Regions from separate parts of the Homo sapiens genome. Here region 2 is linked to region 1. A link is a contact called in ENCODE Hi-C or POLR2A ChIA-PET data. All regions are on one chromosome and are shown on one strand. Each heading gives the region's core, a stretch centred on a gene start or an enhancer-like site at or near the end of the contact. The rest is flanking DNA. Distances are from core to core; before and after follow the strand shown.

Region 1 (2,700 bases), core at 52-2,551:
TCTCAGTTGACTATTGCATTGTCCCTCATGGCAGGGTTCTTAAACATTAGTGTTTTTGGATCTCCCAGGGAGCCGGTTAATTGGCAAATTGTAGGTCCCACCCCTTGAGATACAGATTCAATAGGGCTTGGGGATCTGCATTTTAAAATGCAAGGTGGTTATTGGCCACGCTTTGAGAAATACTGCCTGATAGTGGCATAGACACCTACTGTTGGAGAGAGTTGACTTTAGAATCAATCAGCAAATGACTGCCCAAGGCACTGTCCTAAATCTGACTGGATTTGAAAAAGATCTGTAAGCTATGAGCCTTATCCTCAAAAGTGTACGTATGAAATGAGGTAAGCAGTGCAGGATTCGATAGAATCAGATGCCGGGCTGCTGGAGGAGTTCCTAGAAGAATGGAGAGTCAGGGCAACTGGGCATGGGAGGTGGCATTTCACCTGAGCCTGGAGGACTGTAGGATTTGCACTGATGACTCAGAGGGGAAAGAGCATTTCTGATGAGAGGAACAAATTGAGGGGTCACCAGTGTGAGGACAACCTTGAGCTTGGGATTTCAGTCTGAAAGCCTATGTTTCAGTTTAGAGAAAGCCGTAGGCTTTCTAATGTACCTAAAACAGGCACCAAGTCTAGGCAGATGGCCCCAGCCCACTGACAGTGGGTAAGGACATAGCCTTAAGCCATGCTGGAGATGACAACACTCTAGGCTTTTAGAAATTTGGCTCTGAAATAAAGGATGTCTTGGGGCATCCCAAGAGCCAAGACTGCGGTCTGTGAGAGTCCAAACCTGAGTACTTATACCTCAATGTTACTTGTAAAGTAGTTACAGATTTTCCAAGCACTCACTTCCATGTTATCCTTAGATAGGGGCTGTCACCTACCCCATAGGGTTGTAGGGAGGATTAAATGAAATAAATTGGGTAAAGCACTTACCCAACAGCACCAGGCCCATAGCAAGCATTTAATAAATGATAGTGGTGATTAGGGCTCTTCCCCCTACTTTCGTAAGGAGGGGGCTGTGTGCCCGTGTTTGCATATTTGGTATTGTATTCTTCCTTGGTCGGAGTATCTTCCATTCCAACTCCTAATTTTGAAAACATTGCATATAGATCTCTAGCCACCAATCCTTCAAACCTCAAGCAACACCAGAATTGGCTGCTTCCTTCCGAAGATCCTCCCTCCCACATCTAAGGACACCACAGTAACTCAGTCTCTGTCAGCTTCCCCTCCTGTAGCCTTGGGAGCACGCCGAGGCCATGGGCTTAGGAGAGGCAACCTAGCATGCTGGACAGAACCCAGGGCGGGGATCCTGTCTGGGCTCTGCTGCCCAACCACAGGGAGTCCTTTGGCAAATCAACTGCTCTGACCTCCTTTGGAGGCTTGTTGGGAAGATTAGAGATATTATTTCTGGCATAGTGCCATGCACGTATCAGAGGCCAAACAGTAGCCAGATTCATTACTGATGGTATGTTCTGAGGTTTGCACCTTTGCAAACCATTCTGAGACTGCTAGCTTGTTGGCATGCACTGCCTACACCTTAGAGTGATAGCCCTACTATGTGTGGTCTCTGTACATCTTGGTTCTGGGAAGGGGCTACAAATCTGGATTAGACCCAAAGAGTCCCTTCTCGAAAGCAGCCTGTGACCACATGGGTTGTACCTCTGAAGCTGAAGGTCTCACCCTTCCTCTTCCTTCAGACAGGGTCTCCTTTGCTCTGGCTCAGCAAAATCAGAATGACCCTTGATGTCAGGGCTTTCAAGCAGAGCACATTCCCAGCTTCCATCGTCCAGGTGTCCCCATACACCACAGGCCTGCCCATAGCTCATGACACCACACTTCAGGATTTCTTTGATACCTCTAGAGAAACATCAGAATTTTTGAAGCTGGCCTGAAAGGCCAGAGCCTTCTCTGTAGCCTGAAGGATCTGAACTCCTTTCTCATAGAGAAAACAAGGTCCAGGTCTCCTGTGTGAGCAAGAAGCACAAAAGGCCAGGGCTTTGCTTGACTAGACCATACCCCAGGGCAGGCTCTTTTGTGCAGATGCTAACTTGAAACAGGACACTTTGTCCTTCCCAGTCCCTGCCTGCTCCATCCCCACCTCATAACTCCCCTCTTTAGTCCAGGGGGTGCCCTCCCAGACTTAGGGAAGGAGTGTGTGAAATGAAAAACCATTAGAGGTCTCAGCTCAAGGAGGGAATAATATTGTTGTTCGTAAATGTCTGCTGAACATTTGTCATGTATTTGGCATATGCCATATATGTGCGTGTGTATATAGTAGATGGTAAGGTAAATATAAATTACTATATATGGTGTATATGGCACGTTATATATAGTAAGTGTATATACATAAACATAGCCTAACACCATGGAGGCAAACAAGTTATAACAGATATGCATTAATTTAACATCTGTTTATCTTATACCTGCTACATGCAAGGCACAGTCCTAAGTCCTTGAGATCCAGCAGAGAACAAAAGAGCTGGAAACCTGTCCTCATAGAGCTTCAAGTAGTGGCAGAAAGGCAATAACGGATTAAAAAATCCCTGATGTCAGGTGGTGATAACAAATGAGACTGCAAAGCAGGGGAAGGTGGAAGTGCTAGGGAAAAGGTGTTTGTTTGTTGTAATCCAGGGTGGTCTCTGATGAATTACAGTAACATTTAAGCAGAACATGAAAGAAGTGGAGGAGCCGGCCACTCATA
Region 2 (2,700 bases), core at 157-2,656, 56 kb after region 1:
AGATGGAGTTTTATGCTTCTCACAAAGACACCCTACTGTTAACAGGGCCCCGATGGCCATGATGACCTTTTGGCCCTTATCCCTATTGCCACCCTTTAGGCACTCCAAATTACTTGCCATTATCCCCCAAATACCATTGCCTCTCACTTCTCTGAGACTTTGCCCCCATTGTCCCTAGGATTCCCTTGCTCCTAATCTGTGTCTGCATCAGTGGTTCCCAGATTGCATCCAAGATCTGACTGCCTCAGGGTCTCTGGTTTAAAAAAATACAGATCCTATAATACTTGGGGAGGGGAAATAGGTAAGGGGATGGGTGAAAACAGAATGGTCATGAGTAGGTGATTGCTGGAGATGGATGATGGGCACTTGGAGTTCACTATTCTGTCTACTTTTATGTATGTTTTGCCATAATAATCATAAACACAGATTCCAGAGTAATACTCCTGGAGCTATTGATTCAATAGACCTGATATATGGAGTTCAGGAATTTGTATTTTAAAAAAAGTGTTCTCTAGGTGATTGGGGGACCGTAGCTCAAGAGAATTTCATCCTCAGGACCTCTTCAAGCACTCCAGCTGTGAGCGGCCTCCCCTGACTCCCTCCCCTAGTGGGATCATGCCTCCCTGAGCAACATGACAGTCTCTTTATTGTGCATTTTGCTTGTTCCCTCTGCCACCCTTGGGTTTTTACTTATGATACCTCTTCTGTGATTGAGAACTCCACCTGAGAGTGCTTACCTAGTTGATCTAAGACAGTACCCTACTGGCAGTAGATGATCAATAAATATTTGTTCTTCTAGTCTCTCCTGCCCCAGAGTCTTCTAATCCAGTGGATTGCTACCTCACAGGTATATATTTCTCCAGTCTTTGTTTGAAGCATTTCTAGTATACAAGATATTTTTTTCTGTGACCCTAGAAAACACCCCATTTCCTCTTATCTTTTATTTTATGGATTTATGAGGACCCTGTGGTCTGTGTTCCCATGCTGCCTTTGTATCAAGCTGCAAAAGGCTCTGTGGGGAGGTCTATATGAGGTTGATGGAGAAGCTGTACATATGTGTTTCTGCCTGTTTGCTTCTGGCCATTCTGATCCAGGCAGAGACCATGTTTTATGTGATACAGGGAATTTATGTGGGAGACAGGCAAGACCAAATTTAGGAGGACAAGTGTCATTGCTTAAGTTGAGATAGAATTTTCCAGCCTTCCTGTTGGAATTGATATACAAACTAATTAGCAGCTAATTGGTTCATGTCCAAGAAGTAAGAGAAGTCATTTCTCTGGCTCACACTTGAAAGAGAGCCCAAACAGATAGACACAATCTCCTTTTCCTCTGGTTTCTTTTCCCCCTAGACAGCAGAGGGTGCTGTCTCTGTGTCCCCTGCTGGACACGGGGTGGGGGAAGCAGGGGGAGGGCTGGGTGGGGGTTCCTGTCCCTTGTGCTGTAGTAGAAGAATGCATTAGATCACCTGTTTCCACTTTTCCTAATTATGGCATTTAACCACCTGCCCTCCCCATACACTTGTAGGCACTGTGGGAGGTTTTTGAAGGGTGGGCTTTCCGTCCAAGGTTGATTCAGGGAAATTCCTCCTCCTCAACATGCTGCTCAGTGCTTATGCATGTTAGTCTCCGAGCTGCTCAACAGCAGCAGCTGACTTTCAGAGAATACTCCCTCTGTCCCCATGTCATGAAGGAGAAATTTTGTGATGATGCCTCAGACAGTGAGGGGAGTAGAGGGGCCTGGGAATGGAGTTGAAGGCTTGGCAGCCAGGAAGGTATCTTTTTATTCTTTTGTAATCCAGAAGCCAGGAGCGCTGTGCAGCAGAGGGTGGAGAAAGACGTAGATTCCATAGCCCTGACCAAGTGTCCCCATGTTTTCTGCCTGCATCCTCATCAATAAAGTAGGGATGATAGTTATACCTGTCTCACAAAGTCGTAGGGATTTCATGAGTGAATAGGTCTAAGTAATTTTAAATAAATACCACCTGCCACAGAGTAAGTACTCAGTAAATGTTAGCCAGTCACATACCTCGAATTTACATTACTAAGATACAGTGAAAGAACATTAGAGATTTCTTATCCATCCCGGTCTCCAAAAGGAATGCCTGAAATCACTTTAGAGAAATGAATTATTTCTTGTCCTTTTTTCTTCATTCTTCCCTTCTGATAAAATCGAACTCTTTCTTTTTTGAAATGATAAAGTAGTAGTCATAGGAAAAATAAAAATCTAAGCAGTGAAGAAAGGCGTAAAGTCCGTTTTTCTTCATCAAACTCATAACTACCCAGGGGTAAACAGTTTAACAGTTTCTAGAGAACTTTCTGAGAAATCTTCGTGAGCAACTTACAAAACCTCTTTGTGACTGGTCTCCACTTGTGAAGTTTAGATAGTACCTGCCTTGTCTCTTTCAAAAGGTAGCTGAGAGTGATTGCTGGAAGTCAGACTGTGATAGAGGATATGAAAGCCAGTGGGAAATGACAGAGCGTCTTATCTATGTCACATATCATGAATAATTAACATTTGTCATTTTGAGCATTAAAATTTGGTCTTTATCCACCAGCAGAGAAAGATGTAAGTTATAGACTCTTCCTCCTTAGATTCTCCAAGCCTTTTGATCTCTAATGAGCCCTTATCATCATTCCCTGAGAGTCAGTCTTGCCTTAGTGCCTGTCGTGTGCCCGGTGCCAGAATTGGGCAGAGGGGAGA

The links. Hi-C counts contacts between places; a loop is a spot of excess contacts on that map. ChIA-PET counts read pairs that join two places held with the same protein, here RNA polymerase II (POLR2A). Pooled maps may share reads with other maps.
Region 2: a pooled map shows a loop between it and region 1 (4-fold over the local background). The contact joins two enhancer-like sites. A Hi-C loop is called at or near these places in 3 of 50 pooled maps. POLR2A ChIA-PET finds 5 or more read pairs at or near these places in 4 of 52 experiments (AG04449, OCI-LY7, SK-N-SH and 1 more).

Annotation. Positions count from the first base shown.
Region 1 is chr2:46,033,394-46,036,093 of GRCh38, forward strand. All of the region lies in intron 10 of PRKCE (protein kinase C epsilon), which reads left to right. Among named protein-coding and RNA genes, the nearest start is that of EPAS1, 260 kb to the right of the region's middle. Within about 2 kb of position 1,302, at least 7 of the 41 ENCODE cell types and tissues checked have a DNase peak (open chromatin) inside an H3K27ac peak, as active enhancers do.
Region 2 is chr2:46,089,744-46,092,443 of GRCh38, forward strand. The region is part of intron 11 of PRKCE (protein kinase C epsilon); the gene reads left to right. Among named protein-coding and RNA genes, the nearest start is that of EPAS1, 210 kb to the right of the region's middle. Within about 2 kb of position 1,407, at least 2 of the 41 ENCODE cell types and tissues checked have a DNase peak (open chromatin) inside an H3K27ac peak, as active enhancers do.